Regions from separate parts of the Homo sapiens genome. Here region 1 is linked to region 2. Evidence: chromatin loops called from intact Hi-C (ENCODE). Cell type or tissue: K562. All regions are shown on one strand. Links, peaks and the distances in the headings refer to the core of each region. The heading gives the core; the rest is flanking DNA.

Region 1 (12,432 bases), core at 3,427-5,926, 63 kb before region 2:
GGGAAGTCTACTCACCAGTTCAAACATCCAGACTATTGAAATGTCTACTCACCAGTTCAAACGTCCAGACTATTAAAATACTTCTTTCTACTCCTTCTTCCGAGCACTGTCCCATTCTTCCAGGTGAGTGTATTCTTTTACTCAAGCTTTGGTTGTGTCCAGCCCAGAGCTTGGCAGATAGTACCCCATTGTTAGTACTAGTTGGATTGAACCATACTACAGGCATTATCTTCCATAAGCACTAGTGCTCCCCAATTCCTTTAAGTGACCAATGACCTCATTCTATGCCAATCAATGCTCATTTCTGTGTCTTCAACCTCCTTGACCTCTGCTGAATCTGTGCCTGGTCCTTACTCATTCTACGTTTCATAGAAGGCTGTATTGTCTCCATGGTGCTGGGAACAACTCTATCTATCTCTGATTCCCAGACAAATAGCTTCAGAATTCTGCCTAAAATGTAAACCAATGAGGTATTTATTCCTGTAGACTCACTGTTCTTTTAAAATACAAATGCATCTGGCAGGGCGCAGTGGCTCACGCCTATAATCCCAGCACTCTGGGAGGCCGAGGCAGGCGGATCACGAGGTCAGGAGATCCAGACCATCTTGGCTAACACGGTGAAACCGTGTCTCTTCTAAAAATACAAAAAATTAGCCAGGCATGGTGGCGGGTGGCTGTAGTCCCAGCTACTTGGGAGGCCGAGGCAGGAGAATGGCATGAACCCAGGCACAGAGCTTGCAGTGAGCCAAGATTGTGCCATTGCACCCCAGCCTGGGTGACAGAGCAAGACTCCATCTCACAAAAAAAAAAAAAAAAAACAAACAAAACAAAACAGAAATGCATCTGAGGTAGCTAAAGAGATCTAAGACTCACAATTCATTGTTAATTATTTCAATTAATTTATTTTTCTTCTACCATCTACCTATGAGCCACACTTGAAGGAATGAAGGAATGCCTGTTTTGACGAGTTTAGGTGGAAGCAAAGGTCATCTTGAAGATAAGGGAGGGTTTTGCTTAAATGAAGAGCAGAATGAGGACACCATTAAAACTCAACCTTGCCCTCAAACACATAGCCAGATACGCCCACTCCTCACCAAGGCTTTTCTCCTCCTGACTGACAGCCTCAGGAGGGAGACACCTTTTATTCTCAAGGACAGTTTCAAATAAAAATAAATATAAGTTACTTTCCTTTCTCCACATATGTCCTGTGCGGTTCTCAGGAGGGAATCCCTGGCTCCTTTCCGGGATTGATTTCAAGATTTCCAGTCGCAAGTGCTCAAACCACATTTTACATCTGCCTCCCCCAGCTCATCCACCAGTGAGCTGCAGGGAGTGGATATCAGCCAGAGCTACCCTGACTACAACTTGAGCTCATTTTGAAATCTAACTTCCAGAACCCACCTATTCTGGAATGTTCTGAGAGGATAACACTGAGCCACATGACAGCCGAGGGAATATTTCTCCCTTTCTTCTTGTGTTACATCATTAGGCCCTAAAATAGTGCCTTTTGTCCACACTTTGTCCTCTCAGAGAAGCAAGAAGGCAGCTTCCAGTTCTGCCCTGTAGGGAGTTGGGGGAGTGACCGATACAGTCAGTCAGATGCGAGTAAAGGTCAAGCTGCCTGCTCTCTCTCCCTAGCTGAGACCTGCCCGCATGCAGTCCTCTCTAATTTTGTTCCCTTGCATCCAGCAGAGCAGGATGAGGGCTCAGGGCCTACCTTCTGGAGGCTGATGTCCCGCGGCTCTCTTCTCTGTGTTTAACAGGGAATGAGAGCAGAGACTCCCTTCCCAGCATAGGCAGGTCAAGTGTGCTCTGAAGAGAACTCTCTCTATGCATAGGTAGAAATGATGGACCAAACTCGGTTGGTAGTAGCCCCTATCCAGGCCACGGTGGTAGCTGTGTTCCCTGGTCCAGCTTTACCATGAGTAAAGACGCATTTTGATTTCCATTACATTTGTATGCCTATTTTTCAACTGATTCAGAACCAGAAAAGAGGAAGCATATGATTGCCTGGTGTTCCTAAGATGTCAACAAAGATTGAGGGGAATGACTTAGCAAGGAATTCTACTCCCTTGCTTCTCCATGTCCTCTGAAGAAAGAGGAAGAATCTACTCTAATACGTTTTCTTTCTTTTTTTTTTTTTTTGAGACGGAGTCTCACTATACTCCCAGGCTGGAGTCCAGTCACACGACCCCAGCTCACTGCAACCTCCACCTCCTGCCTCAGCCTCCCAAGTACCTGGGATTACAGGCACCCGCCGCCACGCCTGTCTAATTTCTGTTTTTAGTAGAGATGGGGTTTTACCATGTTGGCCAGGCTGGTCTTGAACTCCTAACCTCAAGTGATCCACCCGCCTTGGCCTCCCAAAGTCCTGGAATTACAGGCGTGAGCCACTGTGCCTGGCCATACATTTCCTTAGTAGCCATATTGGGCCCACCTCTACCCCTAGCTTTTACCACCCCTGTTTGAGACCTTGGGTTTACCAAATGCATTCTGTGAACTGCAAAGCACATAAAGTTGGAGATGAAGATCTTGTCACCCATGGTTATGTCCTGCTTCAGTCCTTTTCAATGTCTCTTGGACTCTGATTTGGGATACATTGTGGATACCTGAGACATCTGGAATGCTCTAAGGGCCTTTAACCCAAGATGCACTTAATTCTGTGTGGTTTACCTGGCGTAGTTATCAATATTAAGAGAAAGAGTGAAACATTTTAAAAATCTCTACTAAGGAAAAACCATCTTGGGAATTCTGCAATTTATTATTTATTAATGGAAACTTTCATAAGACTAAATAAATGTTTTTATCTTTCAAGTAAGCATTTAATGGATTACTTTAAAAGAAAGACATGTTTTTATTTCTCATAAGTGAGTTTAGAACAATAACTCTAGATTTCAATTACATTCTCAGAGTTATCTGGCACAAACTGATGTCTCACAAAAGCAATGAAACAAACAAACAACAAAACCATGTTTTTCTGACTGGATTGTTGGCTAGCTGTCACGGCTATGTTCCAACCACAATAATTATAGTCCATCTACATATTTCTTTCCTATGATCCAGCTGGATTAGCCTGTAATAAAAAAAAAGCCATATCTTATACTTTTGAGGGCTCAGGCTTAGTAAAATCTCACCCCGTTATACTCTAAAAGTGGACTTTAAAAATTAGTGATTGACCAGGCACAGTGGCTCACGCCTATAATCCCTGCACTTTGGTAGGCTGAGGCAGGTGGATCCCTTGGGGTCAGGAGTTTGAGACCAGCCTGGCCAACATGGGGAAACCCCAACTCTACTAAAAATACAAAAGTTAGGTGGACATGGTGGTGTGCCCCTGTAATCCCAGCTGCTCAGGAGGCTGAGGCATGAGACTCGCTTAAACCTGGGAGGTGGAGGTTACGGTGAGCTGAGATCATGCCACTGCACTCCAGCCTGGGCGACAGAGTGAGACTGTTTCAAAAAATAATATAAAATGAAAAATAAAAATTAGTGATGAAGCAGTTTCAATAGCCCTATTTTGCAGCTGACTGAATTCTTAGCCATAAAGGCTACAGAATCAAGTTCATTTGTATGGCTTAAGGTGACAACATATTTAAATAGAAATCACACATTTTCCTAAAGTATGTTGCTGTATGATATTGCTGTAAATAAACATTTCCTTCTCTTTTATTTTTATTTATTTATTTTAGAAATGGAGTCTCATTATGTTGCTCAGGCTGGTCTCGAACTCCTGGCCTCAAAATATCCTCTGGCCTCAGCCTCCTAAAAAGCTGGGATTACAGGTGTGAGCCATGACACCTGGCCTGAATAAGCATTTCTAAGCAAAAATGTACTTATATTTCATGCATGAAGAAAATGCTTAAACATATGCACTATTGTGAAAACACATGAATGGGTAACAATTCTGTTTAAAACTATTTGGAAAAGAGTGTTGCTCAGTCAGGGAAATATCGTAATGCTAACAGAAACCTTAGAAGATTTTCCTGTTAGAGGATTTCCCCCAGCCCCACCGACAACCCAGGATTGAAAGTTTGGTGTCTTCTGTTACCTCCTTCCTTTTTTGTTCTCCCATGGCTTGGTAGTTTCTAAGTACCATGAAGTCCCTATGTGACCTTCCCTATTGCTGACCCCTTTTCCTTCTTTCGTCACAGCCCTGTCACCATTCACTGGGACTTTTGCAGGAGGCCGTCCCCTTCTTAGACCCAGGCAAGAGGAGCCCCTGTCCTGGCCATCCTCTGGCATTGCCTCTCTTGGCAAAGCGAGGATACTGCAGAGCTAAGGGACATGCCACTTCTAGTCTAAGCACCCATTTCTGGACCATGACTGGAACATCATTGTTTGGACTCTGTAATTCCTTGTCCAAACAGTCCTGAGCCTGCTTCCAGAGGCTATGCAGGCTCTTTCCTGGGGTCCAGCCTTCTGGCAATGAATGTTGCAAGTCCTTAGGTCTAAAGGGTAGCCTGGGGTGGCTGTTTGAAGGGGATGTGGTTATGCAGTTTGGATGTAGGAGTTCACCTCCCACATACGAGAGAGGCCTTCATGGTGCTACATGGTGTCCAGGGAAGAAGAGGAAGTGGGCTATGGGCACGGTGCCAGGGTCTTGGAGCCAGGGTCAGCTCTCTCTGTGATGCTACATTTTGTGTAGGAGTCTAAGAATTTTTCATTCAAACGCAGAAAGCTGGGCTCTGCATGCACCTGTAGTCCCTGATAGCTGGCAACCACTCCCAATGTATGAAATATAAGAACACTTTTGCTTAGAAATGCTTATTCAGCCCAGGTGAAGTGGCTCACACCTGTAATCCCAGCACTTTGGGAAGCCAAGGTAGGTGGATCACTTGAGGTCAGGAGTTCGAGACCAGCCTGGCCAACATGGTGAAACCCCCATCTCTACAAAAAAAAATAAAAATAAAAATTAGCTAGGTGTGGTGGTGCACGCCTGTAATCCCAGGTACTTGGGAGGCTGAGGCAGGAGAATCATTTTAACCTGGGAGGCCGAGGTTGCAGTGAGCAGAGATCATACCACTATACTCCAGCCTAGGCGACAGAGCAAGTCTCTATCACCAAAAAAAAAAAAGAATAGAACATATATTTTTTAACACTTGGTAAGCCCTATTTACAACTTTTAAATATGTAGACATAGGGTGTGTGAGCCTCAGTATTCTTGCCCTGAGCCCTATATATCATAGTCATCAGCCTGCCTAATAGGTCTCCCAATACCCAGAATTTTTTAAGACAAACATTAGATTTTCCAACTCCTAAGTGCAATGAGAGGGCATCTGTCATCATATCTTAGGTTTTTTTTTGTTTTGTTTTTGGGTTCGTTTTGTTTTTTGTTTTTTGTTTTTTTTTTGAGACGGAGTCTTGCTCTGTTGCCCAGGCTGGAGTACAGTGGTGTGATCTCGGTTCACTGCAAGCTCCACTTCCTGGGTTCATGCCATTCTCCTGCCTCAGCCTCCTGAGTAGCTGGGACTACAGGCACCCACCACCACATTCAGCTAATTTTTTGTATTTTTTTTTTTTTTTTTTTTTAGTACAGACGGGATTTCACCGTGTTAGCCAGGATGGTCTTGATCTCCTGACCTCGTGATCCGCCCACCTCGGCCTCCCAAAGTGATGGGATTACAGGTGTGAGCCACCACACCCAGCTGTATCTTAGGTTTTATCTTTAAAAATCTTTGGAAATGTGCTTTGAGGTTTTGTCCTCAATGATTCATTTTGATAAAACAGGTAAAAAGGAGAGGTAAAAAAGACAGTGGCTGGTTTAAATGACTAATTACACTGGGGAGTCCATCAACATCTCAAGCCAATCAAATTACTAAGGAGCCCAGAGTCACGATTCTATGGGCTGAGAGGGCTGCATATTAGCGGAGAGCAATCAATTGCCTATATTTGCATAATGCTCCACACAAAGTTCCTTCAAAGTGCTTCCAAAAACATTACCTCATTTGACCCTCACAACTATGCCATAAAGCAGCGAGGGTACAATATCACTCTCATTTTATATATGAGAAAGCAGAGGCTTGGAGGAGGTGAGTGGGTTAGTAAGTTGCCTAAAAATACACAGCTAATAAATGGAAAAGAGTCTCATAAGGCCTGATTCCAAATTCTTGTTCCTAAGGGACACAGGATCCAGACTTATTCTAAGATATACAAATGCACTTCTTAATATTTGGAAAAGCTACCTTAGGAAAGTACATGTGGCTTCCAGTTCTGATTTGGCGTTGACCAGTGCTTCTTGGGGAACTCGTCCAACAGAGATTAAGCCTCAGTTTCCATCTTTAAGATAAAGGAGTTAAAGTAGATAATCTCTAAGGTTTCCTTCAGCTCTGTGGTTCTTTTACAGTCTATACCCCAGATTGATTTTCACATTTGTGAAAGCAGCCTTGAAACCCAGGCAACACAGTCATGTTATATTAATGAGCTTTTATCAAATGGCCCCAGGTGTCCTCCATCCCAAGTTAATCAGATTAACTGGCACCAGTTTAATCAGAAGTTAAAAATGAATGCTGGGGACAAAATGGCGACCCAATGGTGTTTTGTTGTTGTTTTCATTGCTATTTCCAAACATGTTTTAAGGACAAGACCACAGGGCAGTATTTTCCACAGTATACTAGTTCCAAGAGATATTAATAGGATCTCCTTGAAAAAGGAGTTTTTTGGTCACTAGGTTAACAATGTCAAACAAGTTTCTTTTGTGGAGATCCTTTAATATTCATATGAATTGATAATTATTAATTTCTGGGAGGATAATGTCCCATCTCCAGGAACTAGTGCTTCTCAGAACACAGTTTTAGGAAACACCATTATAAAGCATTTTAGCTCCACTGATCGTTGCTAGTATCTCAGAGTTTATCCCAAAAGAAAAGTGTAGCTTGTGAAGATGGCTGTGTGTACTAAATGTGATATAAGGATGATGAGGTTATTTGTTCGTCTTCAATAAAAATTCAAGAAGGTACCTGTCTACATGGAAGTTCTTCTTCAAATTCTTCCCTGGAAGATGATATACGTTATACAACGCCCTCTCAAATCAACCATGGTGATTGGTAGAATGATGCAGGTTGTTTGAAAAGTTCTAGAAGTGCTCTTTCAAAAATACATTCTGGACTGAATGTGATCCACAGAAGAAAATGCTCTTATTATTTAATGGTCATACTCCTCAATTTTTAATCAAAACAGCTTCACTCACATTATTCATCAAGCTTAACTCCTAATGACTTTTAGCTATTTTTGAAAGTCAAATCTATTACTGTGGCAAATTGTATTTTCCAAGTGCCTTAAATAATTCCATCCCACATTCTCTTCTTACCATGAGAACTTGAGCCAGATCATAAAAATGCCACGCACTTCTGCCTTGCTGTCTTGAAATACTTGCTCTTGGAACCCAGATATCATGCTATAAGGAAGCCCAAACTAGCCTGTGCATCTCCCACACTGAGACACCATGTGAAGGTGTGCCTAGGCCAGTAGTCCACATAAACTACCAGACATCTGAGTGAGGATGTCTCCATCTGATTCTAACCTTCAGCCACTGAGTCACCCCTGCCTTCTTCCCAGTTGAGGACCCAGACATCACAGAGCAGACTCAAGCTGTACCCTCTCTAACCTGTCAGAATTCCTAACCCACAGAACCTTTGAACAGAGTAAAATGATTATTTTATGCCCTTAAGTTTTGGAGTGGTTTGTTAGGCAGCAATAATAACTAAACAACCAGCAAAGGGTAAAATTTGCCCTTTTGGTTGCAGTGAGCTGAGTTCGCACCACTGTACTCTAGCCTAGGTGACAGAGTGAGACCTGTCTTTAAAAAAAAAAAAAATTGCTCCTGTTGAGGAAATTCAAAAGAATGTTCCCCAAAAGTTTTATTTTATGAATCTTTAGGATTTGAGAGTGATAATACTAGAATCTTAGACCTCTGTGTATTAAAGTTTTCTGGGTTGGTACCCTAGTTACCAGCATTTTAACATCTGAATTTTTCCAGGAGATACAGGACCTGAATAATACTTCATTATTTTAGCGAAAAATTTCCAGGTATTTCAGAATCCTAAAACTCTCAGGATGTCAAAAACAATGTCTAAAAGCAAGGTCCACAAAATCAAATGCCTTCAGGGGCCAGGCAGGTAATAAAAATGAGTCAAGTAGAGATTTGGGGTCCTGGAGGAAACTGGAGGATTCCAACAAGATTATTGAAGTGAATTCTCCCAGAGGGAAATGACCTGGTCTCAATTCTCCTCTGAATCATTAAAAGAAGCCCCATTGGCCTATTACATGCCTAGCCTCATGGCAGATCTCTTTTACAAGCTCCAAAAAACTCTGAGAGCCCTAGGACATCCCTAGAATTTGTATTCTTTGAACGTTGAAAAGAGGATTCAAAGGTTATTCTCCAGTGAAACACAATGGGCCTGATAAATATGCTGGTGCTACAGGGCAGTCTTGATTATACCCCTCTGCAGAAAGTGAGTCTGAGAGCTATGAATGGGGACTTTGCTTCATGGGATCCCATCATGTTTCCAGGAATAAAATCCCTTCATCAATTCATAGGCGTGGCTCAGATTCCTAAGAATTCTAGGCTCTATGACTGGGTGCTCACCCCCTACTAACACTTCTGGTATATGCATTCATTTCAATCTGTGAACAAACATGTGGTTTCTTCTTTGTTTATTTCTTTTAAAACATAATTTCAATTGATTATTAATGTAATGGTCCTCTTCCCTTTAGATGAGAAGCCTCCTTGGGGGAGCTCTTGCTTGTCTTGTTGTATCTCCAGGACTCAGTCAGTGCCTGGCACACACCAAGTATGCAATAACATTTAGTCAGTGAATGAATGGTGTCCATTCATTTAGTCACTACACACACAGGAAACACCTACTATGTTTCAGGTACTGATTCTAGAAGTGTGGATAATGTCATGAGCAATACAGACCCAACTCATGGCACTTACAATTTAGTGGAGAGAGGGTAATGGAGACCAAGTAAATAAAAACACTCAATAATTTCAGGTAGTGTTAATAGCTATGAAGAAAACCAAACTGTGTACTGTGATAGAGGGGAGAGTCAGGGGAAACCTTAGAAGGACTGTGACCCTGTGAGCTGAATGAGAAGGAGCCAGATATTTAAGTAAAGAAGCAGGGAGGGAAGTGAGACAAATGTTCCAGTAGCAGGAATAGCCAGTGCAAAGGCCCTGAGGCAGATCTCATTTGGCTTATTTAAGCTATATGACACATCAAGAAGACAGTGTGCCAGGAGCATAATGAAAGAGGGTCACATGGTAGGGGAGGAAGCTGAGAGGTTGGCAGAGACAGAGCAGGGAGGGCCTTGTAGCGAGGAAAGAGACTGGATTCCAGGAGGTGCACAGCAGCAGACTGTAGTAAGAGTCCAAGGAGCTGGTAGGCCCCAGCCTATGTTTCAGGGACCTAAAATCACATAAATACACAAACAACAGGAACAGAAACTTGACTGCTTACAGCTGCCTTCTTCCAGGTGCTAACTCTCACACCCACCCACCAGGCCTTAAAACTTTGGGACACCTGACCTTCCTCTGCCTTCCTTTGGGATCAGCTGCCAGCAATACAGCCCAGCAGGGACTGGTCAGCATCTCACTTGCTCTAGACATTTGTGGTTCTGAGTTCTTGCAGGTCAGAGATCAACTCATCAACACAAATGTCAGGGTATTAGGTTCAACATAATTATAACCATAAAAAAGCATACTGAGAGGAATCAGCCTGCAGTATTGGGAACTAGGCCTTAACAGCAAGATGACTTTGAGTTAGCCAGGCTCCAACAGTCTAAGGCCTGCCTCCTTCAACAAGCCTGGGCTCCCTGATGGGCAAGTCTCTCTAATTAGCTTGCCTCAGGGCTCCTCCCTCCCCCAGACTCCGCCCTCTACCTTGCTCTATTTACAGTAGGCACAGCGAACAGAGTCTACTGCTGCTGCCGCTGCCTGTAGACTTTCAGATCATCTCCCTCTTCTGTGTCAGGGAATGCTCCTGGCTGGTGCGGACACAACCCAATAGGTATGTGTCCAGAGAAAAGGGGGAGTGGGAAGGGGTGATGGCACTAAGGAGATAAGAGATGGGAAGTGATGTGTGGTGACGAGTGAGGAGGGCAAAGGGGCTAGCAAGTGCAGGGGGTGGGAGAGCGATCTGGAGTATTCAAGGGGCATGAAGTGGAAGCTGCGTGCAGTCTTGGGAACATACAAGTGAAAGGGACTTGTATGCATTTTACGTTAAAAGGTCAGTGTGAAAAATACTCTGCACCTTGTAGTTTTTAAACCAGTAGTGTGGTCCTTTAAGAGAGATGGTAGAATTAGAGCTTTGGGGTAAAGTTCAGCAGATATGAGAAACATTTATGTAAACTTCTCATTCAGCAGTAAGCACTCTACTACATTAAAGCCAATGATTTTGCAATGATAGGTGACAGCAAAAGCCAATGATTTTGCAATGATAGGTGACATGCAGGTTAATAAACATTAGGAAAGAGGCTCTGGGCCAGTTTCCACGACAAATGTAAAACTTCAAAATGATCAATCGTGGGTTTTGGGAGGTGAAAAGGAATGTACCCATCTTCTAATAAAGAGGGGGCAAAACTGACCCACTTGCCTGGATGTGCTTTGTTTGGTCTGCCTAGGTTCATCTTTCTTTTTTGTTTTCTTTCTTTTTTCTGTTTTTTAACACGAAGACTTGCAGACAGGGAGTACTCTCCCATACTCTCCATGGGTCCAGTCCTTACCACCCCTTCATCATTCACCTCTACATCAGCCAGCTTCTCTGAATTGTGTTACCTGACTGGGCTCTGGAGGCATTTGGGTTTGTGATTTCCGGTTAAGTCAGAAACTTCATCCTACCAGTGAGGAAGAGAGATGATTCCCACAGTGTGCTAGTAAAGCAACTAGCAATAAACCTTATCCTACCAGGGAGGAAGGGAGGTAGCCTCCACAATATGTTAGTAAAACAATTAGCTATCTGTAAACAACTGGATAATATTATGAGTGACTTAAGCGTTTTGGTAAGAAGCTCTGAGGAGAATTTGTTTTTGACCAACTGGAACAGAAAAAAAAAAAGTACCCAATTTTAAAGGGATGCTGGGTTATTTATTTTCCCAGTGTGGTTTAGCAGAAACTATTTCTTCAGTCCCAACAGTTTTGCAAGGTAGATTTTACAAATGCAGCTATTCTCACTTTTCAGATTGAAAAACAAGGCAATAGAGAGTGCCTTAATTCAGTAATCATACCTTGATTCAAAAACCACCCCCCACACCTTGAACTCCATTATAAAGTCAGTCTGATAAGCAAATGCATCTTCATAAATCACACAAGCAGGAGAGTTTGTGTCCTGCAGTTTAATCACGATGATCCCATCAAGCATTTAGGTGCCCTAGGAATCCTAGGGTTGGGAGTGGGAATCCAGAAGCAGCCTTGACACTGGGGCTAGATCCAAAAGTGCTTTTGGAACCTGAAGGAAAGTCCCTCTCCTCTTCTGCCTCCGTTTTCTGCTGTGAGAGAGGAGAGTGGCTCTGGAAGGAGTAAGCTGTCTGGTTGTGGAATCAGTCTCCCAAGATGCTGAAAGTGTGGTTGAACCCAGCCTTGCCCAACCTCCTTCCCTTCATTTTGTTCATTTTTCATTTTGTCCTATTTACTACAGTTCTAATTTAATATTCAGTGCAGTTTTCCCCGGGTAACTTTACTCTCCTTTCCTGAAGTCCCGGAAAACCATCTCCAAGCCTCCTGAGGTTTCAGCCTCTGGTAATAAGGTTTCTATGACAGGAATGGTGTGGATTTGAGACTGGGATTTTCCTGGCTATCCAAAGCAAAATGGCATTCAGGGGCTCACGTAGGAAAGGCAAATGAATTTAACAATACCATTTTGTATCTTTGAGCATTTCTCATTCTTACAAACATACTTTTATTAAACTTTTGCTTTATCATACTCTCTCCCTCTCTCTTCTTCCTTCTCTCCCCTTTTCCACGATTTGACTTTTTTTCTGAATCATTCGGGAGTATGTGGCAAATATCATGTTCCTTCAGTGTATATTTTCTAAGACCAAGGATATTCTTTCATGTAACCACAAAATAGTAAATTTCAGAAATTTAATATTGATCTATTATTTTTATCTAACCTACTGTCTATATTTCAATTTCACTTGTCCGAACAGTAATACTTTTCTCCCACCAACATAGGATTGAATCATGCCTCTTTCACTTCCTTTAATCTGGAATAATTCCTCAGTCTGTCTTTGTCTTTTATGGCAATGACATTTTTGAAGAATGTAGGCCGATCATTTTATGTTCTTGACGGGTTTATCTGCTGTGCATCCCCAGCTGGATTTTTTCATAGGTGATTTTGTGCCCTTCTCAGAATATCATTTCTGGAGACGTGTGATATCTGTCTCTATTGAGTGGTGTTAATTTTAATTATCTATTTGCTGCCTATTTTTTCCACTGTG
Region 2 (12,432 bases), core at 4,719-7,218:
GCCAGTAGAATTGAGTGGTGGCAGCCTGTGATGTATATGAATTTTGGCTGTACGTCTCTAGCGACTATTTTCTCCAACTCTATTTAGTAAAATTCTACCTAATTTCAGCTATTGTGCTTCCAAAGTCCATGTTTGTTGAATATGATATGGTAAAAACCAATATCTATTTGGAGACAGTGGAGGGGATGGTAGTAATTGAGAGACAGTGTCAGATGGAGCAGTGACTTTACAATTTTTTTGACTGCAATCCACAATTAGACATTTCACATTGCTCCCCCATGACAACATCCCTATCGACCCCTGCCCAAAAACAAGTTATTTACCAATCTTGCTATAAGCAATGATGACTGATTTTTTCTTTTTTCTACTTTATTTAAAAAGAAAATTATAGTCTCAACTCTTTATATTAATTTTACACACATTAATTCTACAGATTGTTTTAGCACTTAGAACTAAAAGTGTTCAAGATTTGATTTTGTTACCTTCTCTGTGTAAGCTAAAGTTGCTGACTTTTCTGAGTTTCCATTTTATTGATTAAAACTGGGATAGTAATAGTATTTTACACCATTTTATAACTTTATTAGAATGACATAATCTGAGTGAAGTGGTTGTGCCAGGCACTTACTAAACACACAGTCAATGAGTATGTTCTCTCCGAAGTTTGTTAGCTTAGGGAATTGGGAGGATGCCACTGATAATAATGGTGACTCTTATTCAGAGGAAAACTAATTCAGTTTTAGACATGCTAGAGTTTGAGGTAGCCAAAAGAGTTTAGTCATATCACTTGGAAGCAAACCAATGTGAAATAGTTTCAAATAAGCAAATTTTAAAAAATGTTAAATGCAAAGCAAACAGTATTAAAGCTTTGGGGACTTAATGATTGAGTCTCCTTACACCTACACAAGATTGGCTAAATACACATACAACTGTGTCACTCTACCAGATTTCTGTTAACATTCTCCAGAATTTAAACTGCAGAATCAGTCATTTGTATGACTGTTTGTCTCTATTAGCAGAGGTAATGACATGTATCAGTGATAGGTAATTGTGGAAAAAAAAACAGCACTTGGAATTAAACCTAGAGTTGGTGATTCTTACAGGGTAACCCAACGGCTACCTTAATTTCTATGATTCAGTTTCTTCATCTACAAAATATTATTTCACAAAGTTGCAGTTGTCAAAGGGACAAGTAAATATGGGATCCATTGTCTTCATGGAAAAACTTTTCATAAAATGTTATTTTATTATAATAAAAAATGTGTGATTGGTTTTCAATTTCAGATTGAATCAAACATAGCATTCTTTGTAATAGCAGGAGATTAACAACATCCCAGAATATATCTTTAAAAGAAGTATGGATAAAGAAAAACCCGTATGCACCTCTGCACACATTTTATGTAATAGTGGTGATACTAATTTACAAAGACAAAGTATATAGGATATTAAAAGTGAATTCTTAATACCTGATCTTGATTCTTATTAAATCTGACTTATGTGTATACAAGATATTATTAGATGAAGTGTTTGTCCAGTAGCTTAGCTTATAAATAACCCCCATTCTAGCTCATTTTAAACAATGTAGTATGAATGATGCCAAAAACAGGCTAGAACATTTTCTTCTTTCCAAGATCTTAGATTTGGTAAACAAGCTACTGCTCCTGGAACTAATCTAGGTCATCATAACCCAAAATCTTTTGAAATATGAGAGTCCCAATTAAGTCTCTTAGGTACTTTTTAGCATTTTAATTTTAAGAATGTGTTTAACTCTTAAAACAGTATATTTTGGTTGCTGTTTGGCCATTTGGTTTATTTGTACCTTGTTATAATGAATGCAAGTCAGTGGGTAATCATTGCAGCAAATATGATTGCTAGGAATCTCATGTAAGTGGAAGTCAATATAATGTATGGCTTAATTTATCCCTGAACTGACCTAACATCACATTTTGTTTTTTAATAAAAACTGGTTTAATGATATGATAAATTTCTGTATTTTCCACAACTGTTAATAATGTTATATTTTAACTATTGCTTAGTCTTCATTACAAATTATTCAGCTGTTAAATGTGTTGTTCAATGTGACATTATTTAAAAACTTAAAAAAAAATCAGCTTCACAGAAATCTTTCTTTGATCAAGAGTTGTCTCATTCCCATTGTTATTAATACAGTATACAACTAATGTATGCTAATGTATTGCTGTTATTTGTGTGTGTGTGTGTGTATGTATGCAGACATATGGTCACATCATGTAGACCTGATGTCTGCAAAGGGAAAGAGGAAACTTCAAATTAAGAGCGGAGTACTGACCTAGGTGGTTTGTAGCACTTAGAGAAATGATTATTCCCACTTTTCAAATAAAGAAATAGATTCAGACAGGTTAAATAATTTGGTAACACATCCTATAAGTGGAAAGAGCTTGAATTTGTGGCTTTCCTCCTTTATGTCTTGCTGCTTTAAGGGGTCTTTCCAATCATGAGGTTGAATTTTGTACAAGCGTGTTTACACTACCATATCTGAACATTATCCCCTATCCCTCAAAGACTATTAGGAATAGAAATATCCTATATGTGTAGCACATTGCTACTTTGAAAATAATTTTATCCTGTCCTATTTTATCCTTACAACATACCAACATTGCAGACAAAGAATGAGGAATTTCAAAGAAGTGCTTAAGATCAAAAAGCTGATCAGAGCTAGGATTTGGGCCAGAACCCACATCGATGGTCCCTAGTTCAGTGTCCTTTTCGACCTCCTTTCACTTTCTCTGGATTAGGTGATCTGTGATCATGAAGTAGTGAAGTTTTACAGATTGAACCTTTTATCGTTGTCTTTGTGATCACACTACAGCTACAAAACAGCTATCTGTTTGCAGTCAAATCCTATTTTTCCATGTTACAAGCAGTGTATTAATGGTAATTTTGAGGTATAATGAGGCTGTCGTTGTGGTTATTGAATGACTAATACATGGGAAATGCTTATATGAGATTTCTGTATTTAAACTTTATTTTTGTGTAATGCCATATTTGCCTTACGGCAAATAGTAAGTAACATATGTAAGAAATTGTTAGGGAAAGGATACTAGTGGTTAAGGGCACATATATTAGATTTAGGAAGACATTATGTTTGAATCCTGGCTTTACCCACTTGGTTCTAGTTACTTGGGCAAGTAACAAGCCAGTTTTAATCTGTGGGGATAACAACTACCTGAGGATCAGAGAAGAGTACGTAAAGAGATTAGCATCATGCCTGGCCCATGGGCCAGTAGGTAGTGGCTATTTAATATATATATATGATACATATATTTAGTAATTATTTAATATGCGTATATGTGTAGTAGCCATTTGAACATTACCTTTGAGGGGTTCTTTTTTTCTATCTGCAATACTTTTTTTGTTTAGAAAGTCTCAAAGATAGCATGTTATCTCTTAAAGTATCTTACTATCGGTAGATCTCAATTATTTCTGCTAACAGAAAACATAGATGATCTGAAATAGTTATTTGAAATTTTCCCATTTTATATTTGGAAAACATAGTTTTGTTTTTAAAACTTTTGTAAAAGATCTACTATCCTATTTGTTTCCCTACAGGAGCATGGTATGTTTCCTGAACTGTCCATTTAGAGAACATACTTAACGACCATGCTAAGTGTGTTCCGGAGGAGCAGGGGAAGGAGGTTTGTTGTGATTGGGGATTGAGAACTGAGAATCTGGGACTAACACTTGTGTATAATTTCATGTTATTCAGATTCTTAGTTTGTAGTCTTGAGATTTACAAAGTAGATAATGCGCCATCATTTTATAGCATACTCATTATTTAGTTTTGTGTACCAAGATGAGCAAACTGGGGAAAAGCAAACTTTTTTCAAAAATGTATGAAGTGCTGTTCTGAAATTTATTGGAAAACTAGCAGCATAGAGGGGAGCATTTCACTAAATAAAATTCTGTCTCAGTTGGATTTAAGTTTTTAAGGTGGCACATCTATTTGGAGTGTCTTTTATCATTTATAATTACATGTTGTGACTAAATACATTTAATGTTTTTTCTGTAAATTCTCTTTTTATATGACATCAATAGATTTATATTATAGATATATCACTACCCTTTAATTTTAAAGTTTAAGGATTATAACTGAAAGGAACTATTCCAAAACAACCCTGGGATTATATATTATAGGAGATAGGAAAAGGTTAATTTTGAAATATAAATTTATTAATCCAAAAAATTTTTAAATTTGATTTCCTTTAACTTCTAGTTGTGACTTGTAAATTTTAGATCTAACTTCCTTATTTAAACAATGAAGATGGTCAAATAAGATGTTCTACTTGCACTAGTCACCTCCCATGATTGTGAAATCAAATCAAATATTGTATAAAAATATAAATGGGGCATGGTGCTAGGTAAACAATTAAGTAGACATAGTACCTACGTTTTAAGCACTTACAGTGTGTTGGAGGAGACTGTCATTAAACCAGTCATTTTGTAAACAGTCTTTCTACATTCTGTGCAGTAAGTGTTAACGAAAAAGTACAGTGGGCCTGTGACTAGTCTTGGATTAGGAAGTTGTACAGATGAGGAAACTGAAGCTCATAATGGTATAATAATCTTATATGTGGTCTCGCTGTTAGTAAATGGCAGATTCATGTTTTGAACACAGCTTGGCCTACCTCCAAATTCCTTACTGTCTCTACCATGCCATTCTTTCTCTGAGTCACCTACCTCAGGCTTATTGTGTTTCCAAGCACGTCTTGTTATTTCTCAGGGGGCTTAGCAGCTCTCCCTCTGGCTAAGTATGGAACCGGTGATCAGATTCTTTAATGAGATTTCTTTAAAGCAATAAGCCTCTTCCGGGTTGTATTTCTTCTGTACTATAGAACTCCAGGAATCCTAGAAGCTTCTTCAGGGGTAGAAATCTTGTGGATTCTGGGTCTGATATGAAATTGCATGCTATTTGTGGCTTCTCACTTAAAAATAGCCTCATAGTGCTCATGGGGCACTTTAGTAACTCCAACACTTCCATCAGACTCCACTCCCTAACCCCAAGACACTCAAGATAAACAAAGATCTGAGTAATAAACGGCATGCTTCTGCTGCGGCCTCAGCCTACTCCCACAAACCTTTCCTGTATGGAAATCCTAGAGCCACCACTGATAATGCATTTTATAGGAAGAATGCAAATAAAGAGTTCCATTGCTTTAAACGTTTGAACCACCATCCTAGTTGATGCGACGTTCAGGGGAAATATTTCTAAAATGAGAAATTTTTATAATTCATCACATCTGTTCATCCCCTACTACCTTCATTGATTCTCCCAAACAGCTTTGTAAGCTGGGGAGGGATTTTTGCTGTTAAAGTTTGTGGAGACAGTATGAACTGGTAAACTGAAGCCCAGTACTTGAAACCTGAAAAAAAGTCTATACTTCTATATCTCTGGGTAATTTTATGATAGCAAAAAGTAAATGAATTTAAGCTAAACGTCATTGTTCTATGTATCCAGAGACATTTTACCACAAATACCTAGTTAAATCTTGTATTGTCAGAGATTACTAAGTAACTGATAATTTTTCCTTTCTGAATCTTTTTCTAGTCAGTCTGGTAACCTGTTTCTTTAGTCCTCTTAAAAGGTACTGCATGCATTTGAGGAGAGACCATTTCAGGACCTATCCCATTTTAAATATGTAACAGGTTGTGCTTTTCTAGGAATTTGTGAAGTTTGTTGTAAAATACTTTATATAAAGTTCCAGGTATATGAAGGTTGACAATGCTTTATTCTGATTGTTGTAAATTTTTGTATTTATACATTTTCAGAGGGTTTCACTTGGTAGAACCTGATTTAATTTAGATGTGAAGTAACTGATTCCTTCCACAACCCTTCTTTGTCTTCAGTTTATGTGCATCACTAACTGAAATAAATTTTTGTCTTACGAATTTCTCTGTTTTAAAAGCAACTGAAGAAACACATTTCAGGGGCAAACGCTAGAATACTTTGCCATTATCAGTCTACTGTTCTTTCCTTTCAAGTTGCCTAAACACAGCTGAGTTTGTAAGACGAGCAAAGAAAACATGACAGTGCTGCCAAGTAGACAGGAAGCTGTAGTGGACCTAGCGAGCAGGGGAGGTTGAGCACACCCTCTGTCCAATCAGCTGTGAGTGCTGTTGCTATGTGCGCTCTTACTCTGCTGCCTTTGTGAAAAACCTTACACGGAGGGAAGCGGGATCAGCACCCAACGCTGAACATTTGTTTTAACCGCTGCAGACATCTGGATCCCTCAGTTACTGATAGTATAGCTATTGATAGCCAGAAGGCAACTTCCTTTATACAAGGATTCCAGTATGGTTTTCAGTGGAAACAAAGGGCTTCACAGAGAAGGTGTGTAGTGAAGTGTTTTTTAACGGCTTTATTTTTAAGCTTCCAATTTTCTGTAGCTGTTTACCAGTTGGCTGTGGTGCTTGCTTTGCATGGATTTTTAATAAATAGGTCTAGGAAAATTATCTCACTTTGAAAACCATTGAACTTAGAGAATTTTCTTTAGCTTCATATAGCCTGTTTTCTTTGAACAGCAGTACTGAAAAGATTATTAAAATGCTGAACTGAACAATGAGTAGGAAGAAAAGAAACCAAGTACAATGTGCTCACTTTAATGGGGAAAAAATGTGATAGAAATGAGAATACAGGGAAGAGAATGTGCATTAGCCAGAAGCATTAACTGTATGTGGGGGCAGGAGGTATTTTTTAAATTAAAGCTGTTAAGACAAATGTATTTTAAATAAGCTGCATATTTTTAATTGAATTCATGTTTCTGAATTTGACAAAGATTGTCAGAATTTAACTAAGTGAGATTTTTGACATAGTTTAAGGAATTGGTGTGCCAAAATCTTTTTATAAAGCATTTCTGAAAATCCTACCTCAAATTGTGCAATCTCTTAATTATTTAATCCATTGACTAGTTCTGTGCAGTTCAGATAAAGCATCATAATTCAACCGCAAAGTCAGTGTAGTGTTCTATTAAACATCCATATAGAAAACTGAAGGATAAGGGATTTTGAAGACAACATACAAGGTTAAACTAGTATTTTAAAATTGAAGTAGGCCTCCTAAATGTAATAATTGCATATCTGACTTAGTTAATACTTCAAATATAGTCAAATCTTATTAAACTGTACTAATATAATATATGTGATAATTGAACAGAGTGTAGGTTACCATTTGTTTATATAGGATCTGGAAAAATTGGTCTGTTCAACAGATTATAGGAAAGTTTTAAAGTGTTTTAATAAACAAAAGGTCTTTTTGTATCTTTCTCAAATACTGTGAAATTAAAGTTTACATATGTGATTTAGCTAATGGTTCTTTTAATTAAAGCAGAGCAGACTAATTAGCATATTGCCCATTTTACGAAGGATCCGTATTGAGCTAATAACCGGCTTTTCCTTTGCTTTTTCGTTTTACATGGCTAAGTGGCCTTTAGTTCACTCAGTGATGTATGTCTGATGAGTAAAGTCAGTATAAGCTCAGAGTTAATATTAGGGCTTTGTTATCTCTACAAACTATATAGTTTGGAATAGGATGGGTTTTGTTGTTGTTCTTTTCAAAAAATACCTGTCATTAGAAAGTCTTAACAGTGTTAGCATTTCTGGTAAGGAGAGATATTTCTTTTCTTTAAAGAGAACTCAAAATATTATCCCATGCTTTTGTGCCCTTTGCTGATCTTTGTAACAATACTATGTATATAACATTTGTATTAAAAAGATGTCTAATAATTGGTGAAAATTTACAAAATAGTCCTTAAAGATTAAAAAAATGTTTTACGTAGACCTACATGTGGCTGAAGTTTAAAAGACTGGCATTTCTTAGATTTTCAAGTTTGTAAGGTGCAGCCAAAAACTTGAATTTGATAGAAGTTATAAAAATTATAGCAAAATAAAGTTATATTATTTGGACTTGGTGGCCTCCACAATATAAAGCACTCACTTCAAGAAGAGCAGCTGTGTGTAGAAGGGGTAGGGGTATGAAAGGGAGTTTGGAGTGAGAGGCAGACACAGGCAGAGAGGACTCAAGTTTGTTAAATATGACTAACCACATGAAAGTCAATCTAGCAATTTTCATTTTTTAGCTGTAACTCTTATGAATTACTAATTTTATTTTCTAATTATAGAACCATAAAAACCAAAGTTTTGTTTAAATTGATTTGCTACCCATTTTATGTTGGTTTATTTCATAAAAATTAATAGAGCCTCCAAGAGAAAGGCTATTTCTCATTCATATGCTGCAAAAGATGGGGGAACATGAAATTGTAAGAAAGTTGAGTGTACTGCTGTGTCACACAGAGGCTTTGCCATTGTGTTCAGGAGGAATATTATTGGCAGAATTCCAGACATTATTGCTGGGCTTAGCACCTAAAAATGTTTTATATACTGGAGCATCTGAAAGTTCCTATTCAGTAGCAGAACTTCAGGGTAGTTGAGGTTTATAATCTAGTCAGTTATAATAACATTGCTAGCATATTTCAGTTTTTTGGATTTGTCTATTATTTGACAATATAATTTTTATTGTCTTTGTCTATGTCATATCTTTAAATTGGCTATTGTTTTGTGCTTATGGAAAAATACTTTAATTCTCAAAAACAGTGATTTCTTTTTTGTTTTTGCCTCTTTATAAGGAATAGCAAATAGAAGTGCTAGTATTTACTAGATGCAGTGATTGCTACAGTTGGTTTTAAGTAAAACAGATTGTTTTTGATTATTTTGAAATCAGGCAATAATATATAATGCTGTTTACAGTTCTTTAAAAAATATGTAACTTAAAAACTCAGATTGGGAAGGGGTAACAATCTGAGTTTTTCTTTTTCTCTAAGTGTTCTGTGAAAATCTTTTTTTAAGTCGTTCCTACTTCAGGTATTATCACAAATGTTTGATTTCTATATGTATGCCTTAAGTGATATATGACACATTTTTTTCCTTGACTCTTCCTTGCGGAAATTTCATTACTTGTTCATAGTTTGAATCTAAGAAATATTTGCTTTTCATAGTCAGCAGGGCCAAAACTTTGGTCTTGACAACTTTTTGTCAGGCATTTTCACATATCGACAGTGTTTTTGCATAAACTGTATTGCTTTTGCAAGTATATAGTAAATTTTTTTCTTAATCTTCAGATGTTATAGTATCAAAAATTCAAAGACCTAAGTTTTAAAAATGTAATTGTTTGCAGTATTACTTGAATCTATTATATAATCCTTTGTGATGAGGCTCAGTTATAAAAGTGACAGCATGAGGACTATTGAGAAACTGGAAATATCTTTCTGTTCTTTCTTCACTGGATTCCTCAGTTTTACTCACTGAAAGACTTCTGGACATCATAGGACTTGAAGAGAAGGTTTATAATAAGCCCAGGAACAGTAAAATTATAAATTTGAGGAAGTAGTCAAGATAGAGTATAAAAAGTAATCAGCCCCTAAGGCTCATACATGGATGGGCCTCAGATTTTGCTATAAGCTTCCTGTCATCTGTCATATGAGAGGGATGCTGTGTGAATCAGTTATGTATATTCCTGTTCTTTAACATTGCTAAATTTTTACCATTAAAATTTATGTTGGTTTCTGTTTTCTTAATATTTTGAAGGTGTTTTGTTTTTTGAGGTTCAAATTTTGGGTGGTGGGTACAAACATACAGTTAGAAGAAATCGTTCTGTCATTCAATAATATGATAGGAAATTATAGTTAATAATTATTGTATATTTCAAAATACCTAGAAGAGAAGAATTGTAATGTTCCCAGCACAAAGAAAATATAAATGTTTGTGGTGATGGATATTCCAGTTACCCTGATTTGATCATTACACATCATATACATGTGTTAAAATATCACATGTACCCCCAAAAATACATACAACTGTGGTATATCAATAAATAAAAAGGAAAAACAATTTTGGGTGGATTGCCTGTATAATTTATTATTTAGCTGTGTAATATTGGGCATAGTTTCACCTTCTGGGCCTTAGTATCCCCCTCGGTATCATGAGATTTTAGGATGATTGTGGGATTTAAATGAAAGAATGTGCGAAACTACTTAGATTCATTACTACTTATTAATTAGCTATTATAATAAAATGTGAGATTGTATTATAACTTTCCTTTAAAGTTATTCTACGTTAAAAACGTGAATATGTTGAGTTTTCTCAGTATTTTGAGAATTTTAAGCATAGTTTTTTAGACCTTTCCCTAAGATACACTTCTAGGTTTCTCAGTTTCCTAAGGTACTTCATTAACTGGAAAGCCATGGAGATATGGGGATTGGGGCAGAAAAAGAAGACAGGGTTCATGGGTAAGTGCATGGCTAAATATCTGAAGAAAGATAATAGTCAATAGTGGTAAGGAAAGAATGAGTAAAATGAGAAGAGACATAGAAGGCAAAAGAAACATTTGTTCTGTTTGTAGTGTTTTGATAACATATTCATACAGTTTGATTCTTGTAGTGTTATTGTTTCTGTTGTGTGTGTATGTACACTCGTGTGTACTGACACCCCCAGATTTCCCCCACCCCTTTGACCCCTGCAAATGCTGAGCTGATTGACTAGAGTTGCTAAATCCCTTGGTGATTTATTTACTGGGAAGTAACTTTATTCTGACTTTTCTTTTGAATTCCTCAGCTAGAACTGAGCTAAAGGTGACATTGTAATTGCCTTCCATATTAATGACAAGGGACAAGCCAGCTGCCTGGAAGGCAGAAATTAAATATCATCACAGATACGAGTGTAATTGTCTTGAAATATTAAAATTTAAGACTAAAAATCTAATGGTTTTGTGAAAACTCAAACTTCAAAGCCAAAATGCTCTTTTGTCATTTTCATAAGTACACAAAACTTCAGCTTCTTTCAACTGACCACAGTATTTTCATTGCTTTGAGCTGACATATGTTATTTTGGGAGAGAGGTTTAATCTGGTTTCCATTCTATTTTTCATATTTTGATCAAGGGTAAAATTTTTGTGATTTTTTTTTTTTTACATAAACTAATTTAGCCCTCCAATTTGCTGGAAGGTGCAGGTTAGCTTAATGAAAGAGAACACACAAATGTAAAACAAAACAAAAGTATTTTCCAAGTATACTCCATTTTATCACTGTCATTGAGTCCAGTAATATTAACCAATTAGCTTCTGCATTGGGCCCAGAGACTACTTACAGTTGACAAAAGGGGAGGAGAACCCTTTTAAAAATAGGTATCCTAATTTTAAATGACTACATTGCATTGGTGTATATGTTTTTGGGTAATGCATACTTACCTTAAATCGCTTCTCTCAAAAATATCCATGTAGAAACAGAATGATTGCTGTACGTCAGCATCTTCTACTGACCCTTTTGAGAATGTGCTGAATGCTATCAACCCCCTTGCTAGGGGGAAAAACACATCTATATTTATGTACACATAATTTTGTGGAAAATACCAAAGAGGATCATAAATTACCTTAGGTTAAGAACTTTTTTTAACATAATTTGTTTATAGTCAGAGTATGAAAGCATTAATATTTAAAAATTGAGGCTTAAAACAGACTGGATGCAACTTTCAGAATATGTATGCAAGCAAAGTGTCACATGGTTTTTTTCCCCCACTTCAAGGGATATGGTAAAATGTTCCCATATGTGCTCCATACATTAGTACCCTTGTAGATGGGTTTGCCCTGGACAGTACCCAGTATCCCTTTGTGGACTCCTACGTTCTAGATGGGCTTCAAATAGAAAACCTAGCACAAAAGGACCAGCCTGGAATGCGGTGTTCAGGTCTTCAGAACCTACAGGCCACATCTCTGAGTTGTAGACTGAGATTAGAGAAGACCTAATGACACCTCCTTTGGCCTTAGACTGCCACCCGGAATCTCTTCCAGAAATCATTCTGCACAAGAAATGACAGGTCCACTGCTATGAATGTCACCCAGTTCTATCTTTGTTCAAGAGAATCAAGCAGAACTGATCTGTGTGTGCCCAAGTTTCTCACCTCTTAATTAAAAAGACCTGTCTTCCGTCCACTTTTTATTTCTCCAGGAGTTTTAGATTTCACACATAGACGCATTCAGTGGGAAATAGGATGTTGAGAGTACTAGAAGTAGGGGTCATTCATATGGTTGGGAGAAGGATGTTGAAAGGACAGAATGTATTTTGGGAAACCAGCCTATGTTGTAACCATTTTCCCATGAGGTAAAAATGTAAGACTAAACTAGGTTAAGTTTAAGGATAATTTTGGAAAGTCATGTGCCATTTGTGTAGGATTAATGAAGCTGGGGGAAAAAAACAGCACTGGGATAGTGGATTGTTGCCTTTTTAACACAGAATATTCTTATGAGAGTACAGGTAAATCTAGAATTTGGTTTTGAGAGGCAGGAGTTTGTTTCCTTTTGTTACAATGTTTTCTCAGATCTTTGTCTCAGAGTTCTTTCTGTATGAGGTGTGG

Evidence for each region. A loop is a pair of places that touch in the nucleus more often than their neighbours do. Peaks named below come from ENCODE experiments on the same cell type or tissue, not always from the same donor. Only the 100,000 strongest peaks of a DNase experiment are listed, where the experiment ranks them.
Region 1: it touches region 2 in a loop (4-fold over the local background); 3 of 110 quality-filtered maps call a loop at or near these places.

The regions. Positions count from the first base shown.
Region 1 is chr15:52,707,298-52,719,729 of GRCh38, reverse strand. It overlaps a transcript of ATOSA not described here. Among named protein-coding and RNA genes, the nearest start is that of ATOSA, 34 kb to the right of the region's middle. In K562, for the core only: no CTCF peak of the experiment used is centred there; no DNase peak of the experiment used is centred there.
Region 2 is chr15:52,645,802-52,658,233 of GRCh38, reverse strand. All of the region lies in intron 2 of ATOSA (atos homolog A), which reads left to right. Among named protein-coding and RNA genes, the nearest start is that of ATOSA, 27 kb to the left of the region's middle. In K562, for the core only: no CTCF peak of the experiment used is centred there; a DNase peak (open chromatin) is centred at 6,113; H3K4me3 peaks cover 674 bases.